Linked DNA regions of Homo sapiens: all the other regions are linked to region 1. A link is a contact called in ENCODE Hi-C or POLR2A ChIA-PET data. All regions are on one chromosome and are shown on one strand. Each heading gives the region's core, a stretch centred on a gene start or an enhancer-like site at or near the end of the contact. The rest is flanking DNA. Distances are from core to core; before and after follow the strand shown. Region 1 holds the start of MCU (mitochondrial calcium uniporter). Region 2 has its middle 25 kb from the start of DDIT4-AS1. Region 3 holds the start of DDIT4-AS1 (DDIT4 antisense RNA 1). Region 4 has its middle 23 kb from the start of DDIT4. Region 5 has its middle 35 kb from the start of DNAJB12. Region 6 overlaps P4HA1 (prolyl 4-hydroxylase subunit alpha 1).

Region 1 (4,953 bases), core at 1,774-4,273:
ACGAAATAGTTTGTTTTAGCAATGGAATTACACAGCTCACAATGAAAGGCAGTTCCTCTTCGAAGAATCATACTTAAAAATAGCAGCCACCTTCACTAACCATACAGAAAAGCAGGCAACAAACATTTTACATCAGTTTTGGTTACAGTCACAAGCCGGAGAGAAGGAAAAAAATTACACTAGATGGTGCTAAAAATATTGAATAAGCCCCTGTACCTTTACTCTTATTTACTCAGTTGAATGACATACTAATGGAGAAGGGGGAAGAGACAAACTAAGTTTATAACTTCATAATTGCACTTACCAACTAGCTGAGCTACTGTATTGCTTTGGACTCATTCTCGAAACTTGGAAAAGATGAATTTCTCACTTAAAAAATTAGGCAGTGCTGTAACTGGTTATGCCCCCCTGGTTGTAATTTACCATACCATACAGCGGAACAAAAGTGGCACAAACTGGACTTGTGATCCATTCCAATGCAGACTGCCATCTGCTGCACATACACAGGATGTCTCCCAAGCAAGATTCAACCTTAGTGTCTCTCAGGGACCTTTACCAGAACATCTATTCTTTCTGGTAAGTTGTTTGCTCCCATATTCACCTAATATATGTACTCAAATCAACACCTACTTACAGGAGAATTCCCATTCATGGGGTTTTGAAATAGCAATACTTTCATAATGGACAATAGTAAATTTTATAAGGGAGGAGAGAGATGTAAAGGAGCATTTGCACTTTACAATGAAAAGAACACAATAAGAGGTGAGAATATCTCAGATGAGTGGGAGTCCTAAAACTTACGTATTAGCTAACGTAACCTTGGCCAAGTCTCTCTCTTTTTAGGGCCTCAATATCTTTTAAATGGAATTTCTTGTAAAGAATCACAGACTATCCTATGGAAACAGCTGTATACATGATGGCTTCAGAAGAATTGTAGAAAAATAAAATGTTTATACACTTTAAATAATCAGGTTCAATTTTTTTCAAAATCTTACAATTCTAAATTCATGTACAAGTCACCATTCCCATAACATTCCTGCCCTTTAGAAATAACACTTCGTTTTAATTGTGCTTTCAGTTACAAATTCAGCACTTCATTTTTACCCACCCTAGAATAGCACAGAGAACACCTTCGTGAAGTATCCCCACAAGGGAGACACTCACAGCCTGACAAATTTGCATAGTGGAAAATATACAAGGCACAAATTTTTTAAAATGCTAAATGAATATCACACCCAAACAGTCTTAAAAACTGTGCAAAGTCAGAAGATGTCTTATCAAAATATGGACTTAAGGACAACTTGGGAAGCCTTTAAGTAGTTCGACGGAAAGGGGAATGCAATCAAAATTTGGGGTGGCCTTATGTTTTTAAGAGAACAAAACACATAACTAGAGGCTATGAAACATGCAAATTAAATTGAACTGTGGAAAAGCTCTTGGCTGTCACCCAAAAGCTTCAGCAAAGCAATATGCCAGTATGCCAAATAAAAAGAGGTACAATCTTCTCACAAGAATGAGGATAGGGTCCATACCTATGACTAATAATAACAATACAACCTTGCTTTTGCAGAGCATTAGGTCTTTTCATAGATCTTTCAGGCACTCGATTTTGATGCTGTCATTGGCCTTAGGAGTATCCTCTCCGAAGAGCTCCAGTTCAGTTTCCTCTTAAGAGTTATGATCAGAACAAGGCAGGCGATGTGTTTATTGAGGGTTGAAGGTACTATTGTAGTTTCTCCTATCAAGCTGTTTGCAGTGATCCTCCAATAATCACACTATACAACTCAGCCCCAGCAAATAAAACCTACATTCTTTCCCTCAGAGCTGGCCAGAGACCAACACATATAGGTCTAGAAAGTCCAAGGGAAGGAAACCTCCTGACTTGTTAGGTTAAGAACTCCATGCCAAATTCATCTCTTGCAATTGAAAAAAGAAATCTCTCTCACACTCTGTCTCTCTCTCTCTCACACACACACACACACACACACACACTCACCCAAGAGTGTTCAAACAGAAATCCTCTTTTTCTGCCAGCCAATGAAACCCAGCAACAACTGGTTAATACAACCACCAAATCTCTGCCTCTGTCAACAACTTACCATATTCGCTTCTCCTGTGCCTGCTGACCACCCTTCCCGCTTCAGGCACGCGTGAACACGCTTATACAGTAGCCCTCGAAAGGACCCCCAAAAGCACCTTTAAGGACCCAAGAGGATGAAGCTTGCCTCCTGAAGCAATGCAGCATCCATCTCGAGGGAGCCGGTTCCCCATGCACACACACAGAGGAAGTCACAGAGGGGAATAAAGTTTGATTTTCCTTCCTGCCCGACCCCTCGGGGACGAGAGAGGACGAGGGGCGGCCCCGCCGGGGTCCTGGGCTGCTCTCCGGGGCAGCTCCCAGCAGCATGGCACTGCCACTCTCCTGGCACACACAAGGCGGCCGCGGCAACTCAGAACTCCCCAACCCGCCCGGAGGAGGAGGGAAAGGGGACAACTTCCATCTGGCTCCGTTCAGGGAGCCTTGGGGCAGGGCTGTTAAGAACGAAGAAGGGAGGGAACGCGATTGGGGGCGAGTCGGGGAGAGGTTCAAGTCCCGTGCCTTCCCCGCCCTGGTGTCCCCAGTCCTGCGGGAACATCCCCGCCGTCGCCCCTCCTCCTCCTCTCGGCTTCCTCCCGCCCGCCCTCCCTTCCTGGTCGCCGCCGCAGGCGCCTGAAGGGCACGGCGGCTCCTCGGTGCCCGGCAACCTCCGGAGCGGCCGGGAGTTGAGGTAACTCGCCTGCTGCCCCGGCGGCCTGCCCGCCGGCGGCTCCCACACGCCAGCGCCGCCCCGCCCTCCCCGGAGCCTCCGGGCGCGCTCGCTCACCGTCCGGTGGTGCTGCTGCTGCCGGTGGCGGCTGACGCCCAGCCCAGGGAAGCAGCCGGCAGTCAGCGCCCCGCAGCCGCCGGCGCCCCCGCCGCCGCCGCCCCGAGAGGAGAGGAGCAGCAGGAGCGATCTACCTGCGGCGGCCGCCATCTCTCAACTGGAAACGGCGCCGACCCAGGCAGCGCAGCGGACGGCCAGGGCGGAGCTAAGACCCGCCACTCACCGACGCCGGGCCAACTAAAGCCCTTGACTGAGTTGATGAGGCGGGGCTTCCTGCAAGGTCCAATCGACAGGCGGGAGAACCACACTGGAAGCTGCCAGTCCCTTCCAGAGTTACCTATAGTGGGACATAGTCAATTACGGGCAAATTCTAGGGAACCCATAATTGACACCCAAACCCGTGAAAATAACAGCAATAGAGATGGCATGTTCAGTTCGGCTAATCTTCACCAACAATAGAGCTATGATAAGAGTAACGGGGGATATAGATATTTGTGAAAAGCTTTGTTCGAAGTTGAGTTCTAAGTGAGTGTTCTAAGTTGGCAAAATAGGCACCAAATTAATAACCATTAACGGTGTATGCTGTAACTCTCAACTACACGCCTAGAATTATCATTCATAACTGATAATATTTAGATATGCTGAAATTAACTCTACATCACGGAGTGATCTAATGACTGTGATGCGTAGCATAATATAGGAGAGGTAGAACGATTACAATATCAAAGTCCCAGAATGAGTACATGCCTTCAGAGTGAATTAACTGACGTGTATACATCTCAAATACCCAATTCATTTTTACAGCACCTTTATACGGATATTCTCACACTCTCCAGAAACAGCACTATTTTATCATATTTGACTTTGTGTGCATTTACAGAAACAGAACACATTAATAACGTAATAAAAAATCATGTAAGGCCGGGCGCGGTGGCTCACGCCTGTAATCCCAGCACTTTGGGAGGCAGAGGCGGGCGGATCACGAGGTCAGGAGATCGAGACCATCCTGGCTAACACGGTGAAACCCCATCTGTACTAAAAATACAAAAAATTAGCCAGGCGTGGTGGCGGGCGCTTATAGTCCCAGCTATTCCGGAGGCTGAGGCAGGAGAATGGTGTGAACCCGGGAGACGGAGCTTGCAGTGAACCGAGATCGGGCCATTGCACTCCAGCCTGGGCGACACAGCAAGACTCCATCTCAAAAAAAAAAAAAAAAATTCATGTAAAAGGCTATTTTAATGATGCTTCATAATTTTGCCGAAATAGTTATCAGAATACGCTTTGGAATAACAAACACTTTCTCTTGAAAAACACTTCTTTCCACTTAAACTCACAATGAGGGCTCCTTGAATACTGCCTAAGAAAGATTTTGGGTCCTGAATTTCCTTAGAAGAGTATTTCCTTGCTAGCTGTTTATTATTATGAGCTGATTAAATTCTCACACCTCTTTTTAAAATCTGGAGCAGGAAAATAGTTTGGGAAGCAAATACAAGCATTATTTTAAATTTTGGAAAACATCTTTGTAGTGTAGCCTTAGATGATAAATTTAAAACAAAAACAAAACACACACATAAATACGAAGAAAATGTTATCACTTATTCTAAGAATATTCTTTAAAGTTTGACTGAAATGGTACCTTCTTGGCCAAGAATAGCTAAAAAATGACGTGGAAGTTTTTTGTTTGTTTAATCCTTATGCCCCACCTACACCAAAACAGTGAGATGATTGGCTTCTCCGGGGTAGATATCATGTCACTCACTCAAAAGGCTTTATTGCCCAACAGGTGGAACTTGAGACCTCAAGAATGAGCCCCCATTCAACAGCTGCACACAGTAATCCCCCTAGTTGGAAATCCATGACATTCCTGGAACAATTTCCCTTACAATTATTTTCCACCCATCTATATTTATCCCAACTGCATTTGATGTATTTACCCATGCTGTGCCATTTTCTCTCTCACCCCTTCATGCCTTCTTACAGAGATCACCATGGATTTTAGTTTTGTTTTTATTTTCTGTGCTGTCACCAGATCTAGCTATGAATCAGGATTGCTCCATTTCCACTTTCCACTTTAAGAAATTTTACTAGA
Region 2 (4,953 bases), core at 956-3,455, 440 kb after region 1:
CCTGGGCAACATAGTGAGATCTTGTCTTTATTATTAAAAAAAAAAAAAAAACAAAACAAAGAAAGAAACAAACAAAAAAACCCAAAGAATTGCAAAGATCTAACTGGAGAGCCTCCATCCCCCTCCTAAGTCCCCTCTCCTCTGCTGGCCCACTGATCCTTGGCTATGGGACCCAGCATATGCCTCTGAGTTCCAGGACCTTACACAGCACAGAAGAATCCAGAGGCTGATGTGGCTGCTGCATAGAGGCTTATGGCAGCAGATCAGCAGTTGAGGGAGTTCATGCAGAGGGCAGACTCTCCTGGCTCTGAGCAGGCCAGGGCGGGACTCAGGCTCAGGCTCCTCTGGACAGCTCTGGGCCCACCTGCCTGAGCTTTTATCTATTTCAGAGAATCATTAAGAAAGTACCAACCAGGTGTGGTGGCTCACACCTTGTAATCCCAGCACTTTGGGAGGCTGAGGTGGGAGGAAGGCTTGAGTCCAGGAGTTCAATACCAGCCTGGGCAACACAGTGAGATCTGTCTCTACAACAATAACAACAACAAAATAAGAGAATTGGCTGCGCATGGTGGCTTATGCCTGTAATCCTAACACTTTGGGAGGCTAAGGCGGGCAGATCACAAGGTGAGGAGTTCGAGACCAGCCTGGCCAATATGGTGAAACCCCCGTCTCTACTAAAAATACAAAAATTAGCCAGGCGTGGTGACGCATGCCTGTAGTCTCACCTACTCGGGAGGCTGAGGCAGAAGAACTGCTTGAGCCCGGGAGGTGGAGGTTGCAGTGAGCCGAGATTGCACCACTGCACTCCAGCCTGGGCGACAGAAAGAGACTCCGTCTCAAAAAAAAAAAAAAAAAAAAAATTAGCGGGGCTTGGTGGTGCAAACCTGTAGTCCCAGCTACTCAGGAGGATGAGGCAGGAGGATCAATTGATCCAGGGAGGTTGAAGCTGCAATGAGCCAAGATCACGCCACTGCACACTCCAGCCTGGGCGACAGAATGAGACCCTGTCTCAAGCAAACAAAAAATAAAAAAGAGAAAGCATCTATTCTCAAAATCACCTGGAGAGAAACTTTGAGAGAAAATGCTCACATTCATTGCAAGAGTTTGAAATAATGCCTCAAAATCAGTTATCCCGAAGTGACATGAGACCTGCATCCAAGAACCTTTAATAAATAGTGGCAGCCAGGCATGGTGGCTCACGCCTGTCATCTCAGCACTTTGGGAGGCTGAGGCAGGTGGATCACCTGAGGTCAGGTGTTCAAGATCAGCCTGGCCAACATGGTGAAACCCTGTCTCTACTAAAAATACAAAAATTAGCCCGGTGTGGTGGTGGGTGCCTATAATCCCAGCTACTCGGGAGGCTAAAGCAGGAGAACTGCTTAAACCCGGGAGGCAGAGGTTGCGGTGAGCCGAGATCATGCCACTGCACTCCAGCCTGGGCAACAAGAGCAAAACTCCATTTCAAAAATAAATAAATAAATAAATAAATAAATAAATAAATAAATAAATAAATAAATAAATACTGGCATAGGCCAGGCACATAGTGGCTTATGTCTTAATCCCAACATTTTGGGTAGCCGAGGCGGGAGGGTTGCTTGAGCCCAGGAGTTCGAGACCAGCCTGGGCAACATAATGAGACCCTGTCTCTACAAAAAATACAAAAATGAGCCAGGGGTGGTGGTGCGTGCCTGTAGTCCCAGCTGCTCAGGAGGCTGAGGTTCACTTGAGGCCCGGAGTTGGAAGCTGCAGTGAGCTATGAACGCACCACTGCATTCCAACCTGGGTGGAAGTGAAACCCCCCTTTCTAAAATAAATAAATAAAAATAAATACTGATGTTGGTTGTTCCTCTCAGTTTCCCTGAACCTCAGTTTTGTCATCTGAAGGATGTTTTGTTATGAGGGATATGAAACGCGACTGTGTGATGGCACCCGGCACGCTGAAGATGCTTTGGAAATGCGGGATGGGTCAGAATCTTAAGTGCTCGGAGTCTGGTGGCCGGGGGCCTCACCCAGCAGGAGGACACAATGGAGACAGCCTCCCTGGGTCATACAGTGGGCTGCACGCAGGTGCAGGCAGGGGAGCCAGGCCTGAGGCTAGGTAAGAGGCAGCACTAGGACCCAGGGGCCACGTATGCAGCAGGCTCCGCCGGATAAGTTCTCAGCCAGAACACAATGTTCTCAGTGTACCCACAGGAAACCCTGAAGAAGAGAACTGCACATGGCCTCTGCTGGGTGTGTTCTGGTCACAGCCTTTTATTCTTTTTCCTAACCTCAGTCCCCACTTTCACATCCTGTAACCTGCATTGCTGCCCCACCCCACCCTGCTGGGCTGGTCCCAGGTCCCAGGAGAGCAACCAATGCAGGAAGTCCAAGGCCTGGCCAGGTTTTACCATTTTCAAATAAGACCCGTTTGCCTCTAACCCTGGTTTCCTGAATCGCAACCCTTTGTGATGGAAACTTGCTTTTTACAGTGCAGAAGGCAGACACTGGGGACAAAGTTGTATTTCTGCCATGGCAAGGATCTTGGCCCACAGGCAAAGGAAACAGCTGATGCCTCATACCACCACCTCCCTTCCTCTCTGAAGGCCGGGTCCCACCTGGGACAGGGGAGGGCCTCCGTCGCTGCTGCCTGAATCAGAGGGAACTTGGAGCTGCCTGGGGGATCAGCGCCAAGTTTGGAGCAGAACATCCTATGATGTGGTTCCTAGTTTTTATTTCCACGAATGCTATAATATGTTGTCCCACCGAGCTATTTTTATTGAATGGAAAAAAAAAAAAAAGCAAACCTCTGCAAAACCAGCAGTCCTCTGTTAGACGGAAGGACAAGGTGAACTTTTCACTTCCTTCCCTGCAGCCTATCAACTCAGTCCGTGGTTTGGTGTCACCCACACTCTGTGCTATATTCAATCTCAATTTTTGCCTCCTTGTTTTTGAAGCTGCAGGAGCAAGGCTCTAAACCTATGTTTCTCCTGCTAGTTGCATGAGGCTTTTAGAAGTGCCTTTTTGGTGAATTCTCACAACAGCAAAATAGAGATCTATCAGCTGCTTGCCAGCTGCAGGCAAAGGTGGGTCTGAAGAGAGTGAACAAGGAGGGGAACCTTGAGAAACCCAGCACAATCCCAGCCAACTTCTGGCAAACTGCACTGTTGGGAGCTCCGCACAGGCTGCATTCCTGCCACGTTAATGAGAGGCCTGGCCATTGAAAATAAGACCCAAGCCGGAGGGGGTGGCTCATGCCTGTAATCCCAGCACTTTGGGAGGCTGAGGCAGACGGAGGACCTGATGTCGGGAGTTTGAGACCAGCCTGACCAACATAGAGAAACCCCATCTCTACTAAAAAAATGCAAAAATTAGCTGGGCATGGTGGTGCATGCCCGTAATCCCAGCTACTCGGGAGGCTGAGGCAGGAAAATCGCTTGAACCCGGGAGGCGGAGGTTGCAGTGAGCCGAGATCACACCACTGCCCTCCAGCCTGGGCAAGAAGAGTGAAACTCCGTCTCAAAGAAAATAAGACCCAGTGCCTCTATGAAGCTCCATGAATAAGGCTCCTTCTACCCTGGCATTGCAGAGTCCCTTTCCAGATGTTGGTTGGTAAAAGGGTTTTCATGTGTCCTAGGCCTGTAGATTCAACTGGGTGCTTCCTAGACTGGCCCAAGCTCAGGGATTCCCTTCTTGGAGAAGAGGTTTCCAAAAGCAGGCAATACTGCTACTCCTGGGGAAGTCTGCTGAAGGCTGGGGGCCCCAAAAGACCTGTGTTCCGATCTTGGTTTTGTCAACTTGATGGAGCCTGTGCAAATCACTTTCCCACTCAAATATTTTCATAACTTTGTCAATAAAAATAACAGCTGGAGGCTGAGCACGGTGGCTCACACCTGTAATCTCAGCATTTTGGTAGACTGAGGAGGGGGGATTACTTGAGGTCAGGAGTTCGAGACCAGTCTGGCCAACATGGTGAAACCCCATCTCTACTAACAACACAAAAATTAGCCAGGTGTGGTGACACATACCTGTAATCCCAGCTACTTGGGAGGCTGAGGCAGGAGAATTACTTGAACTTGGGAGGCAGAGGTTGCAGTGGGCTGAGGTAACGCCCCTGGACTCCAGCCTGGGCGACAGAGCGAGACTCCATCTCAAAAAATAAATAGCTGGGCGCAGTGGCTCACGCCTGTAATCCCAGCACTTTGGGAGGCCGAGGCGAGTGGATCACCTGAGGTTGGGAGTTGGAGCCCAGCCTGACCAACATGGTGAAACCCTGTCTCTACTAAAAATACAAAATTAGCTGGGCATGTTGGTGCATGCCTGTAATCCTAGCTACTCAGGAGGCTGAGGCAGGAGAATCACTTGAACCCAGGAGGTGGAGGTTGCGGTGAGCCAAGATTGCACCATTGCACTCAGCCTGGGCAACAAGAGCGAGACTCCATCTCAAAAAATAAATAAATAAATAAATAAAAATAAATAAATAAAATAAAGAGAGGGCTGGGTTAGAGATTGTTGTTGCACGTTGAATTGTGTTGTCCCCACTCCAATTTGTATTTTGAAGTCCTAACCCCAGTATCTCAGAATGTGACCTTATTTGGAGATGGGTCTTGAAAGAGGTCATCAAGCTGAAATGAGATCAGTAGGGTAGGCCCTAACCCAGTGGGACTGGTGTCCTTATAAAAAGGGGACATTTGGACAGAGACATGCATAGAGGAAAGACTAAGTAAAGAGACATTGGGAGAAGATGGCCAAAGAGACAAGCCTGGAACAGACTTTTTCCTTCACAGCCCTCAGAAGAAACCAATCTTGCCAGCAGCTTGATCTTGGACTTCTAGCTTCCAGAACTGCAAGACAATAAGCTTCTGTTGTTTAAGCCACTCAGTCTGTGGTATTTTGTTATGGCAGCCCTGTCAAATGAATATAATAGCCAAGGACCCTGTAGTCTTAGGCTGTAGGATTTTCTCCTGCCATCCC
Region 3 (4,953 bases), core at 1,085-3,584, 420 kb after region 1:
CAACCAACTGTTTTAACAAACATGTTTATTAGAAAAGTAAAAAATATTGCATAGGTCTTAATACTTGAACATCAAGTGTATTCATGAACAGTGAGTATCTTATCTTCATGTAAACAGTTCTAGATGGAAGACCCAGATGGCACTCCTCCCGGGGAGGGGTTCCAGCCCCCACCCTCTCAGCCCCTCCCCTGCCAGCTCAACTCTGCAGTACACGATGGGGGAAGGCTTAAACGCAGCTGCCAGGTGTAATTTTTCAAGTGTCAAAGATCCCAAGTGATCCCTGACACCCACCCCTTCCTACTCTTACATTCATGCGTCTGTAAGATAGCTGCCTACAACAGGTCAGTAGTGATGCTCCGATCAGAAAAACAAGATACAAAACAAACAACAAACACACTTGGTCCCTTCAGACCAGTAAGATACACAAACCACCTCCACGACCTCCGACCTCCCCCCTCCCTCCGGCTGCTCTGAGGAGCACGTGCCTCTTCCTTCACCCTGGGCCGGGCTGGGGCGGGAGCAGCCCAGCTGCTCTCTGGATGTCACACCACTGTTAACTGTCAGTAACAAAAATAATAAGGTACATGCTACACACACATCCAGCTGGAAGCCTTGTTGGCCCCTAAGCCTTTGTTTCATGCTACAGTACTGAGGGGTATGTGTCCCCAATGCACAGCCACCCGCACACAACTCAATGAGCTTCCTGGGAAACACTATTCCCCCACCTCCACCTTAGGTGGCTGCCTCAGTTTTCCAACCACAGGAATCAGTCCCTCAGCTCCTGCCTCTAGTCTCCACCCCAAAAGTTCAGTCGTCTCTGTCTTGGAGGGCACTGTCGGCCCCCTCAGGTTGAAGTTCAACACTCCTCAATGAGCAGCTGTTCCGAGCTGTACAGCTTCTTCTTGATGACTCGGAAGCCAGTGCTCAGCGTCAGGGACTGGCTGAAGCCAGGGAGGAAGGGAGAGTTGGCGGAGCTAAACAGCCCCTGGATCTTGGGCCAGAGTCGTGAGTCCAGGCGCAGCACGAGGGTCAGCTGGAAGGTGGGCACCAGGCTGGGGTCGAGTGCCAGCTGGCCCACGCTGTGGCAGCTCTTGCCCTGCTCCACGCAGACGTCCAGCAGCGCCCCCCGCAGGCCGCACGGCTCGCTGTAGGCCAGGCGCAGTAGTTCTTTGCCCACCTGGCTTACCAACTGGCTAGGCATCAGCAGGCGCGCAGGGCGTCGAGAGCCCAGCCGCGCCTGGGCCAGGCTCTCCTGCAGCAGCTGCATCAGGTTGGCACACAAGTGTTCATCCTCAGGGTCACTGAGCAGCTCGAAGTCGGGCAACGACACCCCATCCAGGTAAGCCGTGTCTGGAAAGGAGAGCACACAGGAAGGGGTATTAGAGCGGCTTCAAAACGAAACGCACAGGCGGGGGAGGTGCTGTTTCCTTAAGAAACCAACGCTCCTTCCCACTCCGTGCCTCAGTTTCCGCCTCACTCACCTTATACTCCAATTCCCCCTGCCCCCAAGCAATCTGGGTCCCGATGGGATAGGAAGCCAAGGCGGCTCTGACCCCTTCCAGCACCGGGGCTTCCCCACCTTCCCGGCCCCTCGAGTCGCGTCGGCACCCGCCCACCGCTCACCTTCCTCCGGCCCGAAGCCACTGTTGCTGCTGTCCAGGGACTCGCAGTCCGAGCTCTCCAGGCTCGTGGAGCGGTCAAACCCCTCCTCCCGGGTCGCCGACCCCCAGGCTGAGCGCGGCGGCCGATCTGGGGTGGGAGTTCGGGGCAAGGACGAGGGCGAAGAGGAGGTGGACGACGACGAGAAGCGGTCCCAAAGGCTAGGCATGGTGAGGACAGACGCCAGGGCGTTTGCTGATGAACTCAGAGTGCCGGAGCGTAGAAGCCGCTGTAAGACAAGAGGGGGACCGACCAGGCGTCAGTCTGGGGACCAGACCAGACCAGACCGCGAGCTCTAGGACCCACACACAGAAGGGACACTCACCAGCTAGCGCGGTCAGCGAGAACTGCTAAGACAAGTGCGTCCTGCCGCTTGAATGGGTGTGCGAACCCGTGCCAACCACCGAGAGCCGCCCAGACCCGTCCCAGGTCCACGCTCGCACCTCCCCCTTGGCCTGCTGCGCCCTAGCACCAGCGCGGAGCAGCCTATAAGGACTAGCGCGGCGAGGCCACGCCTTCTCTGCGCCACGACCCAATCCAGACCCGGGAGTGTGGCCCGCCTTGGCCAATGGACTCCGGGCGCACGTAAGCAACGTTCTCTCCTGCCCGGTGACAGCGGCCGGGCCCCGCCTCCATTGAGCCCCAGAAAGCTCGCAGTCGAACCCCGACCCACCGCCACGCCCCCTTTCTGGAAAGGATCCGCGGCGGCTGCAGCTGCCAAGGTCCCCGAGGGCGCTCGCGGCAGGGGAGGATCAAGGAAAGACTTGTTTATTATAGGGTTGCATTGCTGGAGGAGGGGACAGCCCGTGACCAGGCTAGGAGGAGAGGCAGGGAAGCGTGAGGGGGCGGCGGGCAAGGAAAATGGTTGCCCCCAGCGTCTTGGATCCTAAAGCTTCGGGAACAACTGGGCACACACGGGGGGGATGCCCGTGGGACGGCGGCGCAGGAGCAGACGTTAGCCCGGCCTGCCCTCGCGCCCTTACCCCCTCTATCCCTGCTTTGCAAAGGCTCGGGATATGGGGGTGGGGTCCACAGACTGGGAAGCTCCGGGCACCATGCTGCCCCTTCCCCAAGGCCCCACCTGCCCATCCTGGCTGTTACTCTACAGCCCAGGACATAGGTTAATGGGGATCCCTGCCTCCTCCCAAACCCTATCTGCTTCCACTTCCAACTGCTCCCAAGGAGAGGGCTTGAGGAGAGTGGTTAGAGGAGTGTGGATGGGCCCGGGTTCATAGCGCCCAGTGCAGGGATGGAAGCGAGGATTCACAGCAGTCGGACTCACAGACCCATCCGCCCTCCCCGCGGACTGCAGGCAGCGCAGCCGGACCTCCCTGCCCGGGCGCCCCCCGGGTCCTAGCACCCAGCGCTCGCCTAGCGCTTTGTGTAAAAGATCCAGACGGTTGCATCAGGACCGAGGACCGAGATCTCTGGAAAAGCCAGGGAGTGCAATGGCCATCCCGTGTTTCATCATTCAGGCGGGGCCACAGGAAATCTGGCCTGGCAGCAGTGCTCAGAGGCTAACAGTGGTTGCTGAGGGTGGGTGGAGGTTGAGACGGACTCGACCTTTATTGCTCTAAAGGTTTATCAGTCTGGGACAGGAGGACCCTGATGGAAGAGGGAGCCAAACTTACATCAGATGCCCAGGGCCCCGGGGGCGGGCAAGGAACCTAACCAGATAGGCGGGCCTTGCCTCGGGTCAGGCTTGCTTTCGCGTGACAAATGACACTTGCAGGAGATGTCAGGCCACTGCCCTCCGCAACCCCCATCCCCACCCCAACTTAGAAAAAAGAAAAAGCTGACACTTGGGCCAAGACTTAGAACCTGAAAGAACCAGAATCCAAGCTCTGCACCCTACTCTCATTTGACAGGTGGGAGACCCACTTATGGAGACAAATTTATGGATTAAAAAAAGAAATCAGGGGATCCAGGAGACATCTTAAAGACAGCTGCAGAATGGAATAGTTTGTGAGCCACTGGGACTTTCAAGGCCTTCTCTTCCCATTCTTCAAGCTCTGTCGCTTGTTGGAGCCTTAAAGACACCAGATTGCTTAACAATGGGGATATAAAAATTAAAAATAATAAAAGACACTGGATCAAGGCGGCTAGTTGTTCTTGGAGGGCTGGAGTAGATGACATACTCTTGAAATCACTCTTACAGAGGTGACCTGCATGGGTGTGTCTTCCTGCTGGCCAGAGAGAAGATCTGAATTAATCCATCAGGAACATTCACATTTCCTCCAGGCTGATTTGGGCGGGACACCTAAACACCCTAAGGAAACAAGAGTTACGATGTTTTTTCTTCTTCTTCTTCTTTTTTTTTTTTTTTTTGAGATGGGGTCTCACTCTTTCACCCAGGCTGGAGTGCAGTGGTGCGATCTTGGCTCACTGCAAGCTCCGCCTCCCGGGTTCACACCATTCTCCTACCTCAGCCTCCCGAGAAGCTGGAACTGCAGGTGCCCACCACCACGTCCGGCTAATCTTTTGTATTTTTAATAGAGAGAGGGTTTCACCGTGTTAGCCAGGATGGTCTCGATCTCCTGACCTCGTGATCCGCCTGCCTCGGCCTCCCAAAGTGCTAGGATTACAGGCGTGAGCCACCGCGCCCGGCCTAATTTTTGTATTTTTAGTAGAGAGACGGTTTCACCATGTTGGCCAAGCTGGTCTCAAATTCCTGAACTCAGGTGATCCACCAGCCTGGGCCTCCCAAAGTGCTGGGATTACAGGCGTGAGCCACCACGCCTGGCCTTTTTTTTTTTTTTTTTGGACAGAAAAAAAATTCAGGAAAATGTGGAACACTGACCTAAAGAAAGCACAGGCTTTTTTTTTTTTTCCTTTTAAGTAGATATTCATAAGGAAAAGAATCCGGGTCCGGTTTGGAAAGGTCAGTTATTAGGAATCATTTATTCATTCAACAAACACCATCAAGACTGCCCAACAGTGTTCCAAGCACCTTTTTTTCATTCACTGTCTCCTTCTGTTAATAAAACAACTTGTCTCAAATGGGAAGGGCTGGTTAATGCGCACTGAGTAATTTTGTTTCTTTTCAAAAGAAATCTATTAGTGTTATTGTCTCATTGTGTTTCTAAAAAGCGATTAAAAAAAAAAAAGAAGGCAGTCCTATTGTTGGAAGTGTTTCCTAAAGTAGGAGGGAGTGGGTTCCAGGGTAAAGTCTCCTGCAAGGAGGCCTGGCAGAGGCCTGGGGGAGTTGGGAGTGGTCAGTGTCTTCCCCTGTGACAACTGCTAAAACCCCTGATAGAGAAAAGGCCTGTATGCCAGGAGAATCTCAAAGGTCGG
Region 4 (4,953 bases), core at 1,228-3,727, 390 kb after region 1:
TTGGCCCACTGCAACTTCTGCCTAACAGTTGAAGCGATTCTCGTGCCTTGGCCTCCCGAGTAGCTGGGACTACAGGCGTGTGCCACAACACCCGGCTAATTTTTGGATTTTTAGTAGAGATGGGGTTTTACCATATTGGCCAGGCTGGTCTTGAACTCCTGACCTCAAGAGATCCGCCCTCCTCAGCCTCCCAAAGTGCTGGGATTACAGGCGTGAGCCACTGTGAGCCGGACAGTGTTAACTTCTAATCCAATACTTCTCAAAGTGGGGTCCTGAGAAAGGTTCTTGGGGTTCTGTGAATCTGCCAGTTAGAGAAAAGTGTATGTGGGTGCCTGCTGATTCAGAAGGGGGCTGAAAGCACCCAACTGTGGAGCACACAGCCCTGTCTTTGGTATTCACTTTGCAGCCTGGGCCTTGCCTAAAGTTGTAGTCCACACTCCTAGACTTGTTCTTCGGAGCCACTCTCAGGGATGCCTCTAGGCTTTGCAGACAGGTGGCCTCTAGGCCTTTGCTCCCTCTGCCTGGGATGGCGACCGTCCCCTTGCTTGGCTGCCTAGCAAGCACTCTGCATCTTGTGTTGGGGTTGCCTCCGCTGTGAGGCCTTCCCTGACTTCCCTGGGCCGACTCAGGCACCCCTTCTCCTGTGCTCCCCTGTGCTTTGTCCACGTCACCCCTGCAGCATTTCTCACATCATGTGGTCCCTGTAGGGTCTGTCTCCCCATTAGACTGTGGGCTTCTGGAGGCCACGAGCGTGGGGCAACACTGGACTCCCTCCCAGAGTGACTGAGGAGGGAGTTAGACACATCCCCACCCAGGGCCATCAGAGGCCAGGGCAGGGTTCTGACCCCAGCTCACCTGCCTCGTTAAACATGGGGCTCAGTTGCCCCTGACATCCCTGCACCATCAGCAAGGGTGGGCAACGTCAGAACTGCGGGCTGGGGCTTCCCTGGAAGGGCCCCGCTTGGGCCCAATGCCAGGCCCCACGGCCCAAGGGTGAGCTACTTTAGCAGGCAGGCATCAGTTTTCTCATTTATGAAATGGGGACAATGAACCTGGTCACCTTCCTCTTCCTGGGAAGAATACGAGGTTAATGAATGCTGAAGACCGGACATGACTGTACCTAAGGTGGAGTGCAGGCTGCCTGAGGCAGGGGAATGACCCTGGTGATCCTTAGCTCTCTCTTCCTGCGGGACACTGAAGGACAGTGTGAGACCCACAATTCAGCGCACCTGCTCACCTTGGTTCCCCATCCTGCCCTGGGTGGGTCTTGGCTTGGAAACCCTAATCCGCTTACTAAGCACCGACCCCACTCCGTGCCCTGCCCGTGCCATGTCCACTCCACTGCACTGAACTGGGTTTCTTTGTCCGTTTCAGCAGACCCTCCTCATCGTGTCCCTCTTCCAGGCAGCCTTCTCTTATAAATTTTGGGCATGCTGGGACTTGTCTACACTGTTGGCAATTGTCAAGGCTTTAGGTCCGAGTTGTTCCTCAACTTCTGACCCCCACCTCATGCTAACAGGACTGGGGCCACAGCGCGTGACTGCAATGTGGCCAGTCCTGGGAGAGCCGGCCTCGCCCCGCGGGGAAGCGGGCGGCCCCTCCGTTGCCATGGCAGCCGAGAGCACCCCCACGAGGCTCCTCATTGGCCACCAAGTCGAGGTCCCGCCTCCGCCATCAGAAGGGACCAACCAAGGCAGACCGGGTGCGACCCAGTTGAGGGATTAGCGGGTGACGCATCTCTCCCAGTCCCTCATGGAGACCCGCGCGCCCGCGATCCTACGGGCGCAGCCGTGGCCCTGGGTCGGGGTCACGCTCGCTGGGCGCGCCTCGGGCGGGGCTGGGGAGGTGCGGAGCTGGGGGGCGCCGCGGGAGGAGGCCACTCAGGCCGCTGGGGAGGGCCGGGCTGCGGCTGGGAGGTTTCCGAGGACGGTCAGGCGGAGGCGGAGGCCGTGCAGGAGGCGGAGGAGGAAAACTATTAAGGAAGGGGGTGGAAGGGCCCCGCTGGCTGAAGACCGCTGAGCTCAGGCGGTGGTAGGACCCTGGGCACGGAGTTGCATGGAACCCTGTTCGAATCCTGCTCTGCACCCGCTTGCGCTGTGGCCTCGCGCACGCGAGCCTTCCTGCCCGGGGGAGCGGGAAGGAGGGAGGGGAGCGGCGAACATCTACTTTGTGCCGATCCTTTTGCTGAAAACCCTAGTTTTCTCTCCAGGATTCCCTCAAAACGACCCTGAAATAGGTGGATGCTATCCTTAGCCCCATTTTACAGATGAGGAAACAGGTTCAAAGGAGGCTACGTGAGAAAAGCCTCGAGTGAGCTCAGTTCCCAGATGTGAGAATGATGTGGCCGGGTTGGTGGTTATCTGCGGGGGGAAGTAGGAGGTGCCCTGCCCACCCCCACGCTCAGGCATCCTGGCCGGCCCGGAAGGAAGAGTTCGTGCCAAGCCGTGAGACTCGGTGGTTTCCTGCAGCAAATCTGCGTCAGGCTCTCTCTGGGGGGTTAACCGCCGCAAACTGGTAACAGCGTCAGAAAGGGGAAACCGAGCTTTATCTGCGGAGGTCCCTGGGCCAGGGACAGCAGATTAAAGAACATGGAGGCAGGGCGCGGTGGCTCACGTCTTAAACCCAGCACTTTGGGAGGCCGAGGCCGGAGGATCGCTTGAGACCAGGAGTTTGAGACCAGCCTGGGCAAGATAGGGAGACCTCTTCTCTAAAAATAAAAAATAAAGAAGATGGAGCCCGCCCCTCGGGAAGGAGGGAAGGGAGAAAGTGTTTCTAACTCCTTATTGTCCTTTCTCTTCTTTTCTTTTCTTTTTTTGAGATGGAGTTTCGCTCTTGTTTCCCAGGCTGGAGTGCAATGGCGCGATCTCGGCTTACCGCAACCTCCGCCTCCCGGGTTCAAGCAATTCTCCTGCCTCAGCCTCCTGAGTAGCTGGGATTACAGGCATGCGCCACCACACCCGGCTAATTTTGTATTTTTAGTAGAGATGGGGTTTCTCCATGTTGGTCAGGCTGGTCTCAAACTACTGACCTCGTGATCCGCCCGCCTCAGCCTCCCAAAGTCCTGGGATTATAGGCGTGAGCCACCGTGCCTGGATCCTTGTTATTTCAAAACAGGCTGAGGTTCCCTCTGGAAGCCCCATTTAAGAACAGACCCATGGCCGGGCGCGGTGGCTCACGCCTGTAATCCCAGCACTTTAGGAGGCCGAGGCGGGCAGATCACCTGAGGTCCGGAGTTTGAGACCAGCCTGACCAACATGGAAAAAACCCCGTCTCTACTAAAAATACAAAAGTAGCCGGTCATGGTGGCGCATGCCTATAATCCCAGCTACTCAGGAGGCTGAGGCAGAAGAATCGCTTGAACCCAGGAGAAGGCAGAGGTTGCGGTGAGCCGAGATCGCACCATTGCACTCCAGCCTGGGCAACAAGAGCGAAACTCCATCTCAAAAAAAAAAAAAGAAAAAAAAGAAAAGAAAATTCACCATATGAATGTCAGACTCTTAATGATGCAAATGCCAGAAAACCTGACTCAAACTGATTTATGCTAAAAAGGGAATCTACTGGCTCAGGAAACTGAGAACCCCAGGCATGACTCGATCTGGCGACACCACGACGTCATGAAGACTCATTTCCCAGAGTCTTTGTACTTGTTTGTACTTTGCCTTTGCTGTCTTGGGAAGTGTTTGGGCTCCATGAGCACCTGCTGCAGCTGCAGGGGCACATCATCCCAAGTTCCAGTTGAGTAGAAAGAGGCTCTGTCCTTGGGAATTGTGACACATGTCCCGGGTTTCACTGTAACTGGACAGTTGGGGTCATGTGACCACACAGATACCAGGGGCAAGGCAGGAATAACCCTGTGTTGATTGGCAAATCTGTTCACAGGCCCCACACCTGCAGCCTCACCTGCTCCAATGGGCTGAAAAGGAAGGAGGGAAGAGGGTTTCTCCAAAGGAGGAACTGAAGAGATATTGAATGGGTGCCCATTGGTAACACCCCAATGCCAGGGCTTCAGAACCCACCTCCTGACCCCCTCTGCACCTTGTACTACAGGTGCCAGTCAGGGGGAAACGGATTGGAAAGTGAGGGTCTTGCCCTGGGAGAGTGCCCACCCCTTCCTCGCTGGTCCCATGTCAGTCGTCCCAAGTCAGTCCTCATCACATCCAGTGCCCATCCCCCTCCCCACCCCCTCACCCTGGCTCCTGTTGCTCCCTGGAGGGTCCTTGAAGCCCTTCTGGTTGCTGTAGCCCGGGCGACTGCCTGCCATGCCTCCGAAGGCCCTCCATGTTTAGCTGGAGTGATGCAGTATTGGGGGATCCAGTTGCCTCTCGTTTCTCCAGCAGAGGGGAGCTTCCTCAGGGACTGGCACTATGTTCTCCCTTCCTCTGTGTGTGGTCCCTCTCTGGGACCAGGCAGGATTTGTGCAGTGGGCAGCAGGCGTGATTTTGAGGGACCCTAGGAAGGACCTTACCTACCCCTGTATGCCTTACTTTTTAAAATCCCATAATTAGATGGGGTTTCACTCCTTTAATTCCTGTTACGATTCATATGCCTCTGAGAGAGAGTATAGTAGATCATTTCTTTTTTTTTTTGAGACAGAGTTTCACTCTTGTCGCCCAGGCCAGAATGAAGTGGCACAATCACGGCCCACTGCAACCTCCACCCCCTGGGTTCAAGCAGTTCTGCCTCAGCCTCCTGAATAGCTAGGATTACAGGCATGTGCCACCCCACCTGGCTAACTTTTGTATTTTAGTAGAGACAGAGTTTTGCCATGTTAGCCAGGCTGGTCTCGAACTCCTGACCTCAGGTGATCCACTTGCTTCGGCCTCCCAAAGTGCTAGGATTACAGGCATGAGTGGAGCATAGTAGATCTTATCATTCATTTACACTTTAGTGTGAAGTAGTTCACAGCATCCTTCCTGAGAGCAGGCACATATTAGGCACTTGATCATGGACATC
Region 5 (4,953 bases), core at 761-3,260, 370 kb after region 1:
TGGGCTCCATCCCAGCCCTGTGTTGTCCCCAGGTTGGGGCAGGCCTGAGGTGATCCCAGGAAGGCAACCCCAGCGTAGGAACCAGGCCTGCCCGGGGCCCACTGAGGCTGCCTCTACCTGTCTGGGCTTGAGGTGAGTCACTTCCTCCCTCAGCTGGTATGTGATGGGGAGGGGAGGGTTGGGGAGGGGACAGCATCTAAAAATAGCAGGGCCTAGACTGGTGGAAGATGCCCGAAGAGCTTCCCCTTGGACCAGGGAGGACCTGGCTTCCCATGGAACCGCCATCAGCCACAGCCCCCACCAGGCCCTGCGTTAGGCCAGGGAGGGAGATGGCCAAGACCTCCCCCACCCTTGCTTCTCAGGCTCAGAGCCCCCTTGAAGGCTGAGTCTCAGGAGCAGCGCCGGATGGGGTAGGAGCTTGGAGAGAGAAGGCCTCCAGCAGACAGTACTCGTTCATTCCCCTCCCTGTGCACGCACACAGATGCACGCACACAGAGACACAGGCACGTACCCTCGCCCAGCCCGGCTTCATGAGTCATCTCCCTCATGCCAGGACTCATCTCCCTGGTCAGCAGGGTGGACTGAGGACCCACTGTGTGCTTGAGCCACACCCTGGAAGACAAGGAAGCCATGCTCATGACCGTCCCTGGCCTCGGGGACTCCACATCATAAGAGGCCACTCAGGAAAGAGGAGAACACCCAGGGCAAAAGCAAGAGGCAGGCAGGGGGTGTGTGGTGGATGAGCTGGAGTCCGGAAGACCTGGTTTCAAATCCTGGCACTCACCCTTTCTAGCCATGTGACCAGACAAGCTATTTGACTTCTCCTGCCTCCGCTTCCATCTATATAATGGATGCCACGTATGGCCCTCGTCATATGTCAAATACAATCATGCATATAAAGTCCCCAAGCAAACAGAGCTCTTGCCATCAAAGCTTATGGTATCAGGCTAGAAACCTTGGGGGCGGGGGCACTTTGAATATGTCAGTAGACCTTTCTATCCCAAGGACTTACTGTGACATTCCACCTGGCCCCACCTGTGATAGGGAAAGGGGGAGGGGAGGGGAGGGAGAGGAGCTGCCGCTCACAACAGTGCTGGCCTCTACTGTGAACACTTGATATCGTTCTCATTTTCCCCCAGCCTCACAACAGCTTTACAAAGTAGGCATCGCTATCCCCATTTCACAAGTGGAAAAATGGAGACCCAAAAACATTCAATCACCTGCCCAAGGTCATGCAGCTGGCCTGGGGCAGACGCCAGACTGGGGCCCAGATCTGAGTGTGATCTCCTTGTGCACTGTGGGATGAGGCGGGGTCTGTCATGCCTGGGGTCGGCTGAGGGTGCAGGGGTCTCTGACTCTTTTGGGAGGAGCCCCTAGAACCCCCTGCCTGAGGTGACTATGGAATATGCTGAGCCTTTGGCCAGGGCTGCCTTCCTCCTGTCTGGTCCCACCTCCCCCACCCGGACCCCCCCGGCCAGCCCTCAGACCCCTCCCAGAAACACGGAAGGGCTCCACTCCCTCTGGGAGTTACCACCTTCACTTCCAACTTCAGCTAGGTGAGGGAGGTACTGCAACCCCTGAGTGACAGAAAAGGCAGCCGGATCAGAGGGGTCAGGAACCTGCTGTCATGCTCGCAGAGCTGGGGAAGCAGAGCCTGGACAGAGCCCCAGCTGCTCAGACTCCTAAGCTGCCAGTCTGGATCCCACACCCCGGCTGTCGGGTAGGGTTGGGGACTTCTCTGCTCCCCCTGCTCCTCACGCTTCCCGGAGCCATCCCTGTTTGTACCGGCTGGGGTTACATGCAAAGTGCAAGCCTTGCATCAGCCAGATGGGCCCCGCTCTAGTAAGAGCTGCTTTCTGCCTCTCTGCGCCTTCCCCACCGTTATCTGACTCATCCCCTGACAGTCCCAGGAGACTAGAGAGAAGCCAGGCCTCTTATCCCTATTGCACAGATGGAGGGACTGAGAGAGGAAGTGACCTACTCCAGTGACTCAGGGCAGCAACCCAGGCTGAGGAGGCCACAGGTGTAGCTGGTGTGGCCTGGGGAAAGTTCCCGGGTGCCACACAGCCAGATAAGCAGTTTTTAATGCCTCACAGCAGGCACAAATATCAACCGATGTGTGTCAAATGAACGAAGGAATATTGCAGGCCCTGGGTGAAAGATGAGGGGTGATATTGAGGAAAAAATAAATATGATACAGGGAAGGAAAAAAGAAGCCGGAAACCCAGACATGCCCCAGTTGCAGCCTGTGAGCCCAGCTGGCTTTGTAGCTCCCAGTTCCCTTCTCTTTAAGAATCTTCATGGCTATCACTTACTGGGTGAGTGCTAGTGACTCTGATATAACACTTTGTAGCCTTTTTTTTTTTTTTTTGAGACCAGGTCTCACACTGTCGCACAGGCTGGAGTGCAGTGGCGTGATCTTGGCTCACTGCAGCCTTGACTTCCTGGGCTCAAGGGATCCTCCCACCTTGGCCTCCCAAAGTGCTGGTATTACAGGAGTGAGCCACCACACCCGCCCCTATAGCCTCTATCTTATTTCATCCTGACAACAACCCAGTGATGCTATCATCCTCCCCATTTAACAGATGAGTTATCTGAGGCTCAGAGAGGTTACACAGTTCTTGCTCCAGCCGGCACGGGACCACATTCCAGGGGCTGACTTGCAACTGCTCTCCAAACCCGGCAGGGCAGATGTGCCCCTGCGCGTGCGATACCCACGTGGGGCTGCCCAGGTGTGTCTGCGGGTTGGCACCAGCTCCTGGTATCTGTCAGAGCAGTGAGGGGGTGGTGCGACAGGAGCGGAACCGAACGCCAGTGGCCGGGATGGATAATGAGCCAGGGCGCCTGGGCTGCAAGGGGGCTTGGGCACGCGGGCCTACCCGTGTGCGCAGGCCCTGGGCGCCCCCCGCACCGGGCGCCCTCCCCGAAACCCAGCCACGACTGCGGAACTGGGGGCGGGGCCAATGCTGGAGGCAGGGCCCGCCGGCGCCGGGCTCCCACCCCCCAGCGCCCGCTGACAACCCGCGGCGCGTTGCCAGCGATTGCCCCATCAGGCCGCATCCGCTTTCGCAGCCCTGCACGTTGTGCACACAGCGCGCCGGCCTGGGCGGGGCTGCTTGTCCCCGGCCCCCTGCCCCCCACCCGCGGCCCTCGCCCGGCTGCCTTCTGCCCCGGCTGAGACCCGGGCCAGACTGAGTCCCTAGCGGCCCATTACCCCGCCGGGCTCGTCCCAGACACCTTTGATGGCTGCCCTTTGCCCCGTCTGGTCTGAGCGGACAAACGAGGGAAATTGAGTAAGCCAGCTCAGCAAGACAGGAAACTCCTGGCCGCTTTGTTACTCATGATTTTCAGCAACTTGGGGAGTGGGGGGCAGGGGAGGGGAGTCCTAGGGGAATTTCTGTAGTTCAAGAAGTTTGGGGGCTCCAGGACTGGGAGTGCCCTCGGGGAGGTCTACCTCCCGGGGCAGGTCTATTTCCCAGGCCAGGTACCGTAGTTGGCACTAGTAAGTAAGTGCTCCACAAATTCGTGTTAACATGCATTTTCAAGAATGCAATTTATTTAATTTTCAAGTCTTCAGTCCCAGCTACTCCGTAGGCTGAGGCGGGAGGACCCCTTTAGCCCAGGAGGTCAAGGCTGCAGTGAGCTACGATCTTGCCACTGCATTCCAGCCTGGGTGACATAGCTAGACTGGTCTCAAAAAAAAAAAAAAAAAAAGGCATTTTCTCACCTACCTGCTTTGAGTGCCTGCCAGAAAGAATCTCCAGGTGAAAGGGGACAGGTTTAGGGCTGGAGCTGAAGGCTGGCATTTGGGGTTTGAGGTTCTGCGTTTGGCATTGGTTTGCTGTTTCACTTGGGCAAATCTCTTGGCCTCTCTGGGCTGCGTTTCTGTAGGGAATCAGTAATAAGGCAACCTGTCTGGCTCTAAGGCTCAGAGGCACGGGGCAGGCTTTGAATTTCCAGCAAGCAGGAGAAAGAGCCTTTGATTTGAAGCAGAGATTTCCTCTTGAACATTAATATTCTGGGCTTTTCCAGGCTGGAGCTTTAGAACCGCTGTTACTAAACTAAGTGACATGAGTAGCCCCCCGTTGCTTACAGAATTTCTTGGCTTGGCATTTGGGGTTTTCTCACGTTGATTCTACCCTGCCTGTATGGCTTAACCCCCAACTACACCCCTACACTGTAATTAGGAAGAGCCTCAGACTTCCCCACACACCCCACACAATGTTCAGACTTCTGTGCCCTCACTCATGCTGTTCCTTCTGCCCGGAATGCTTTTCCCTACACTCTTCAAATGATTGGCTCTTTCTCATATTGATCCCCACATAAATGTTACTTGAGTAGAGATCCTGTTATTAACTCTCAGAGCTTCCTGTTTTCTCTCTTTAGCTCTTACTGCAGTTCAGAATTCGAAGTTGCTTTCTCCACCGGGCTGAAAGGTCGATGAGGGAGAGATCATGTCTGTTTTCCTCATCTCCACATACCCAGCACTTACCAAGGTGCCTGGCATACACTAAGAGATCAATAAATATATATGGAAAGGGGCCGGGCGCAGTGGCTTATGCCTGTAATCCCAGCACTTTGGGAGGTCGAGGCAGGCAGATCACCTGAGGTCAGGAGTTGGAGACTAGCCTGGCCAACGTGGTGAAACCCTGTCTCTACTAAAAATACAAAAATTAGCCGGTTGTGGTGACACGTGCCTGTAATCCCAGCTACTTGGGAGACTGAGGCAGGAGAATAGCTTGAATCCGGGAGGCGGAGGTTGCAGTGAGCCGAGATCATGCCATTGCACTCCAGCCTGGATGACGAGCAAAACTCCATCTCAAAAAATAATAATAATAAAGGCCAGGCACGGTGGCTCACACCTGTAATCCCAGCACTTTGGGAGGCCAAAGAGGGTGGATCACAAGGTCAGGAGATTGAGAGCATTCTGGCCAACATGATGAAACCCCGTCT
Region 6 (4,953 bases), core at 684-3,183, 350 kb before region 1:
GAAATGGTGATAGTTTTCTGACTTTAACCCACAGAATTTATCTTAAAAAGAAAAAGAATCTAACGTAAACCCAATCTATAAGCTTAGTGTTGAGCATAAAAACTCTTTAGTGAGAATGTGGAAAAGACTACCCTTTATGCTCTTGCCTTTTCCCCCATCAGCTTGTTCTTAAAACATATTTGGTCTTCTTGATAGTAAAATACAAGCTGCCATCACTTTCATAAAGAGATTGTTGAATAAATTCTAGGCATGCTTTGCTGTCTTACACAGGAGTTGGCAGATTTTTTCCATAAAGGTCAATATTAGATATTTTTTAGGCTTTGGAGGCCATATGATCTCTGTCATGACTATTTAGTTCTGCCATTATAGTGCAAAAGCAGCCAAAGAAAATATGTAAATGAAAGAGTGTGGCTATATTACAGTAAAATTTTATTTCCAGTGGCAGGTAGCAGGCTGAATTTGGTCTGTGGCCATAGTTTGTTGACCCTTATTATATCAAAGGTTTGAATTATCTGGATATCTATACTACAAAATGAAGTTAGAATTTCTTTTAGAGTTTTTCTGCTTCTCCAAATTGGTGGTTTTTTTTTTTTTTGGCCAAAGATTACATTATAAATGCAAAAGACTGGTCTAACATTAATATATATTATTGGTGCCATCCAAGGTAATTAATTCATTTCAACTTGGAGATCAAGTTATATTCTGGAGATTCCTCAATTTGGATTGTTTTTGATCAATAAATTTAATGGCAATAAAATTTCATGCTCTCACAACCTCAGAATCATCGTTCCATTAAAAAAAATTGAAATTATTATCTAGGCGGTCACCTCTTTCTTGCTGTTTTTAACATTTATGAGCTCTTTTCCTCTGCCTTTGTTCTCAGTCCAAGATTATTTCACTGTATATGTTAATGAGAGTGGCTATCTTGAAGGGACAAAAGATTGACCTTAAAATGAATTTTAAACATTAACCTGTGCAAACAGTTCCATCACTAAAAAAAATTAAAGTCAAAGGTTTTGGAATGGATCATTAATTGCAAATAGGCATTCTTCTTTTTTTCCCCTTCTCTCCCCACCCCCAGATGGCTATTTTAACTGTAAATTAGACTTCAAATTTTAGATATGTCTCTTTTTCTTACTGTCATGTCCTTTCACCATTGAAAGAAATTTAATTTCCAATCTCTTTTGTTTGTATGTCCTCCATCTATGCAAAACAAAAAATTGAAGAAAAAAAAAAAACCCCAAAAACCTAAAAAACTAACTGGCTTTCAAGGCTCAGCACAAGGTGACTGGAAGTGTATGGAGTTATTTTCTCTTTTTAGCCTCCTTTGTAAAAACCCTGGAATTCTGACTGGTTGGGTAAATGTGATTCAGTTTTTTGTTTTGTAATGCAACTATTTTGATGGTTGGCTTCACAGCTGAGGCGAGCCACCATTTCAAACCCAATAACAGGAGACTTGGAGACGGTACATTACAGAATTAGCAAAAGGTAAGAGATGTGTATGCTGCATATTTTGCCCTCTAATGAGTGTTTTATACATCTTACAGGAATTATTCATTTAAGGAAAGTGGGTCATTTTCAGTCACCAGCTCAAGTCACCACCCTGTATATAAACAGGATAACGCATGGATAAACTGCTTTGTGTTTCACAGGTCTTTCTCCTTCACTAGAAGTTCTGTTTTTAACCTTTAATTGGTATGTTATTTTTAGGGAATTAATATGCTTTTTATCTTTCTTCAGATCAGGTGTCAAATATCCAGGAAGTGGCCTGATACTTGTTTTCTTTTTCCCTTTTGTTGCCAAAGGGGGAAATAAAGCAGCAGCCTCCTGAATCTGGGAGTAGTAGTCTTCACCTATGCAGTTTTCTCATATTCATAAATGCTGCGGTGATTCATATCCTCCTTCATGGTGATTACGTTGGCATTTGTTCATACATCTTGTAAAATAACATTGTCATTATGTAGTAATCTGTATTCCTCCTGTTTGAGTTTTTTATTTAAAAAAATTCGCTGACTCAAAAGTTGGCAGTAGGAAGAACAGAGTTACGCTTCTGAGCTCTGTCTTCCAAAAATTAGTTGTAAACTTAGTTGCCTTTTACTTTGCCAGAGAGATTTAAAAACAGTTTTATCTCAGTGAGAGGTTTGAAAAATGAATTTAAGGAGTCTACTATTTTTTTTCAAAATATTTAAATAACTTCTAGATCTGAGAAAGTTTCTGTGAAACCCAGTGCTATAAATCATTTACATACAGCTTCAAATGATTTTTTGTTTAAAAAAAGTGAAAGGACAATAAATCTACAACAAAAATCTGTCAACTCATTTTCTCTTGATTTGGAAGTGGCTGTTCTTACTGCCACTTTTCTAAATGTTTTTGTGGATTCGAGACCATTACCCACCATCCAGACCAATCTGAACCCTTCCAATCACCTGTGGCTTGGCAAAACAAAACAAACAAAAAGCCCAAAATTGCCTGCTACTGGAGTAAGTCCTTGTCCTTTCTCTTTTTTTGTAGCTGAGCCGAGCTACAGTACATGACCCTGAGACTGGAAAATTGACCACAGCACAGTACAGAGTATCTAAGAGGTAAGGGAGTAATGGAGAGAACTTTAGTCATATTTGGACCATTTCTTTCTTGGGAATCTAATTTTCTGAAAACTCATGATATAGTTTCTAAGACCTAGGTGGTTAGGCATAGATGTTTGATAATATCTGTGCTGGAGTTTTCATGACGGACTAATAAACATGGTTATGGGGCAGTTAATAGGGGTTTTCCAAAGTAACATTAACTTACATAATGTCTGTTGAGGCTCCCCAAACTTTGATAAGTGAAATGTGTTCTCATATTGAACTAAGAGAAGTTCCCAAATTCCCTTCATTAAACAAGGCCTCTTTTGGACTCTGCAGTAAAGCAGGGGTTTAAAAATCTCAGGGTCACCTAGTAGCTGCAGGTATTGCGTAAGTAAGTGCCTTTATAACAAAGCCTTTGCAAGTTCCTTGCTTTTAACAGTGTTTAAAGATAATCTTATTAGGTTATTAGTTGATTGATCACTAAAATGTTTTTTAAAAAGAGCTCACTGTGTAACTTAGAGCTCACAGAATTGGGTGACAGTATTACAATAGAACTCCTTTTCCATCTACTTGTGAAGGTTTCTCGGCTCTCATGAAAATAGAAATATCTTTGTGCTGAATTTTTATTCTAACAAGTAGAATATTTATCCACAGACACAATAACTAATGAAATATAACAAACATAAGCCCCATCCATCTCATTAGGAACATCTTAATACATTTTCACTTGTTTATACTTGATAATGATTGTTTAGTCATGTTATTTAGATTAACAAATGTGAATAATAATTATAGTAACAATCCAGAAGATACTATCTTTAACACAGCCTTTTTATAGGTCTTTAACACAGGCTTTTTGTTTTAGGAAATTCATATTTTTGTTAATTGTATAAATATTTTTAATATAGATAAGTATAATGTGATAAATAAAAGATTTTCAGGCATAAAAATGTGTCACTGTAGGACAAGGTTTCTTAACCTTATCAATAGCACTATTGACATTTTGAGTCAGATAATTCTTGTTCTTGGGGGCTATCTTCAGCTTTGTAGGATGTTTAATAGCATCTGTGGTTCACTGGATGCCAGTAGCACCCTTCCTTAAGTTGTGACAATCAAAAATGTCTCCAGACATTGTCAAATGTCCCCTGATAGGTAAAATCCCCACCACTACCTCTAGTGACTCCACCCCTGTTGAGAATTAACTGTTCTAGGATAAGAATGGAATGAAACTATAACATCAAGAAAAAAAAAAAAGATGTAAAATGTCCAAGTATTAAAAAATATTTTGTTCACATATTTTAAGTGGATGATGGTGGATATCAAATCATTATGGTATTTAGATTCCAGTGGATACATTTAAAGTAATCATTTTTTAGAAATTACCAACGTTTTCAATATGACAATTCAATCATTCGAAACTAAATTATGAAAAAATTTAGTTGTCAACTAAAAAATTTATGCAAAGGCAAACATAGATTTTAACAGGCATTTTAGGAGGTACTCAGAGAAATTTTGAAGATTACTGCTGTCTTCAAAAAGAAAAAGATTAGGCTGGACCGAATGTGTTGATTCAGCATTTCCTTTTTCTTTTTTGGGCAGGACCATATGCCTTTTATATATTAACCTTAAACGTTACTATACACGTCTTGGTTTCTTGTCTCTGCTGTATAACACCACCTGCCCTTTTGCCCCAGTAAGAGAGAAAAATTTTTTTTCTTGCCTATCACTAGCTTCATAGCTGAGACCCCTATAACAAAAGACAGATTAACAAGAGAAAATCATACAAATTTATTTAATACAAAATTTACTTGACAAGAAGCCTTTAGAAATGAAGACCGCAGCCTGAGCAACATGTTAAAACCCCAACTCTACAAAAAATACAAAAAAAATTAGCCAGGTGTGGTGGCATGTACCTGTAGACCCAGTTACTTGGGAGGCTGAGGTGGGAGGATCACCTGAGCCTGAGGAGGTTGAGGCTACAGAGAGCCACAGTGAGCCATGAGCATGCCACTGCACTCCAGCCAGGGTGACAGAGTAAGATCCTGTCTCAAAAAAAAAAAGAGAAAAGAAATAGAAAAAAATGAGAACCCAAAGAAACAGGGAAACCTGTGTATTTTTATGCTAGGTTTGATGAGTGGATAGTCATACAGAAGTATGATGAACAAAGGGGATATGATCTAATGGTAATAAACTGGGGGAAACTTAGCAAAGCCTGTTTGTTCACATACCTCTTGGTATCTCTGTGTCTCAGGATAAGGATGTTCATTTCTTCCAGGTAGAGAGAGGATACTTCTGGATTGAAAGTCTTATACTACTTTAGAGGAAGGTCAGAGAATTCTTTTTTTTTTTTTTTGGGGGGGGGATGGAGTCTTGCTCTGTCGCCCCC

The links. Hi-C counts contacts between places; a loop is a spot of excess contacts on that map. ChIA-PET counts read pairs that join two places held with the same protein, here RNA polymerase II (POLR2A). Pooled maps may share reads with other maps.
Region 2: a loop to region 1 is called in a map of breast epithelium, with 15 times the contacts of the local background. The contact joins the enhancer-like site here to the promoter of MCU in region 1. A Hi-C loop is called at or near these places in 1 of 168 maps with a recorded cell type or tissue (breast epithelium) and 5 of 50 pooled maps. POLR2A ChIA-PET finds 5 or more read pairs at or near these places in 2 of 52 experiments (A549 and H1).
Region 3: a loop to region 1 is called in a map of B cell, with 12 times the contacts of the local background. The contact joins the promoter of DDIT4-AS1 here to the promoter of MCU in region 1. A Hi-C loop is called at or near these places in 2 of 168 maps with a recorded cell type or tissue (B cell and naive thymus-derived CD4-positive, alpha-beta T cell), 1 of 37 single-sample maps with no recorded cell type and 8 of 50 pooled maps. POLR2A ChIA-PET finds 5 or more read pairs at or near these places in 6 of 52 experiments (A549, BJ, GM10248 and 3 more).
Region 4: a loop to region 1 is called in a pooled map, with 7 times the contacts of the local background. The contact joins the enhancer-like site here to the promoter of MCU in region 1. A Hi-C loop is called at or near these places in 7 of 50 pooled maps. POLR2A ChIA-PET finds 5 or more read pairs at or near these places in 2 of 52 experiments (PC-9 and activated CD4-positive, alpha-beta T cell).
Region 5: a pooled map shows a loop between it and region 1 (4-fold over the local background). The contact joins the enhancer-like site here to the promoter of MCU in region 1. A Hi-C loop is called at or near these places in 3 of 50 pooled maps. POLR2A ChIA-PET finds 5 or more read pairs at or near these places in 7 of 52 experiments (AG04450, HEK293, MCF 10A and 4 more).
Region 6: a loop to region 1 is called in a pooled map, with 2.3 times the contacts of the local background. The contact joins the enhancer-like site here to the promoter of MCU in region 1. A Hi-C loop is called at or near these places in 1 of 37 single-sample maps with no recorded cell type and 3 of 50 pooled maps. POLR2A ChIA-PET finds 5 or more read pairs at or near these places in 2 of 52 experiments (RWPE1 and activated CD8-positive, alpha-beta memory T cell).

The regions. Positions count from the first base shown.
Region 1 is chr10:72,690,213-72,695,165 of GRCh38, reverse strand. MCU (mitochondrial calcium uniporter) reads right to left here and starts at 3,023. Exons shown (of 8, transcript NM_138357.3): 1 at 2,865-3,023. The coding sequence starts at 3,014. RefSeq lists enhancers at 1,586-1,675, 3,346-3,405 and silencers at 2,436-2,525, 2,546-2,595, 2,686-3,145.
Region 2 is chr10:72,246,208-72,251,160 of GRCh38, reverse strand. No RefSeq gene overlaps it. Among named protein-coding and RNA genes, the nearest start is that of DDIT4-AS1, 25 kb to the left of the region's middle. RefSeq lists enhancers at 1,990-2,089, 1,558-2,124, 2,125-2,693, 2,694-3,261. Within about 2 kb of position 2,205, at least 35 of the 41 ENCODE cell types and tissues checked have a DNase peak (open chromatin) inside an H3K27ac peak, as active enhancers do; they include breast epithelium, where a contact is called at or near this core.
Region 3 is chr10:72,271,092-72,276,044 of GRCh38, reverse strand. It overlaps DDIT4-AS1 (DDIT4 antisense RNA 1), which reads left to right and starts at 2,334. Exons shown (of 2, transcript NR_186445.1): 1 at 2,334-3,195; 2 at 3,528-4,659. It overlaps DDIT4 (DNA damage inducible transcript 4), which reads right to left and starts at 2,121. Exons shown (of 3, transcript NM_019058.4): 1 at 1,985-2,121; 2 at 1,624-1,888; 3 at 9-1,350. The coding sequence starts at 1,828. The coding sequence ends at 857. RefSeq lists enhancers at 1-478, 1,747-1,866, 2,577-3,100, 3,101-3,624, 4,592-4,953.
Region 4 is chr10:72,294,860-72,299,812 of GRCh38, reverse strand. No RefSeq gene overlaps it. Among named protein-coding and RNA genes, the nearest start is that of DDIT4, 23 kb to the right of the region's middle. RefSeq lists enhancers at 1,334-1,423, 1,036-1,692, 2,344-2,643, 3,648-3,942 and a silencer at 1,714-1,983. Within about 2 kb of position 2,477, at least 39 of the 41 ENCODE cell types and tissues checked have a DNase peak (open chromatin) inside an H3K27ac peak, as active enhancers do; they include PC-9, where a contact is called at or near this core.
Region 5 is chr10:72,317,853-72,322,805 of GRCh38, reverse strand. No RefSeq gene overlaps it. Among named protein-coding and RNA genes, the nearest start is that of DNAJB12, 35 kb to the left of the region's middle. RefSeq lists silencers at 1-275, 2,762-3,321 and enhancers at 1-1,138, 1,572-1,991, 1,741-2,035, 3,672-3,721. Within about 2 kb of position 2,010, at least 41 of the 41 ENCODE cell types and tissues checked have a DNase peak (open chromatin) inside an H3K27ac peak, as active enhancers do; they include endothelial cell of umbilical vein, where a contact is called at or near this core.
Region 6 is chr10:73,041,516-73,046,468 of GRCh38, reverse strand. It overlaps P4HA1 (prolyl 4-hydroxylase subunit alpha 1), which reads left to right. Exons shown (of 15, transcript NM_001017962.3): 9 at 1,418-1,488. Among named protein-coding and RNA genes, the nearest start is that of P4HA1, 53 kb to the left of the region's middle. Within about 2 kb of position 1,933, at least 4 of the 41 ENCODE cell types and tissues checked have a DNase peak (open chromatin) inside an H3K27ac peak, as active enhancers do.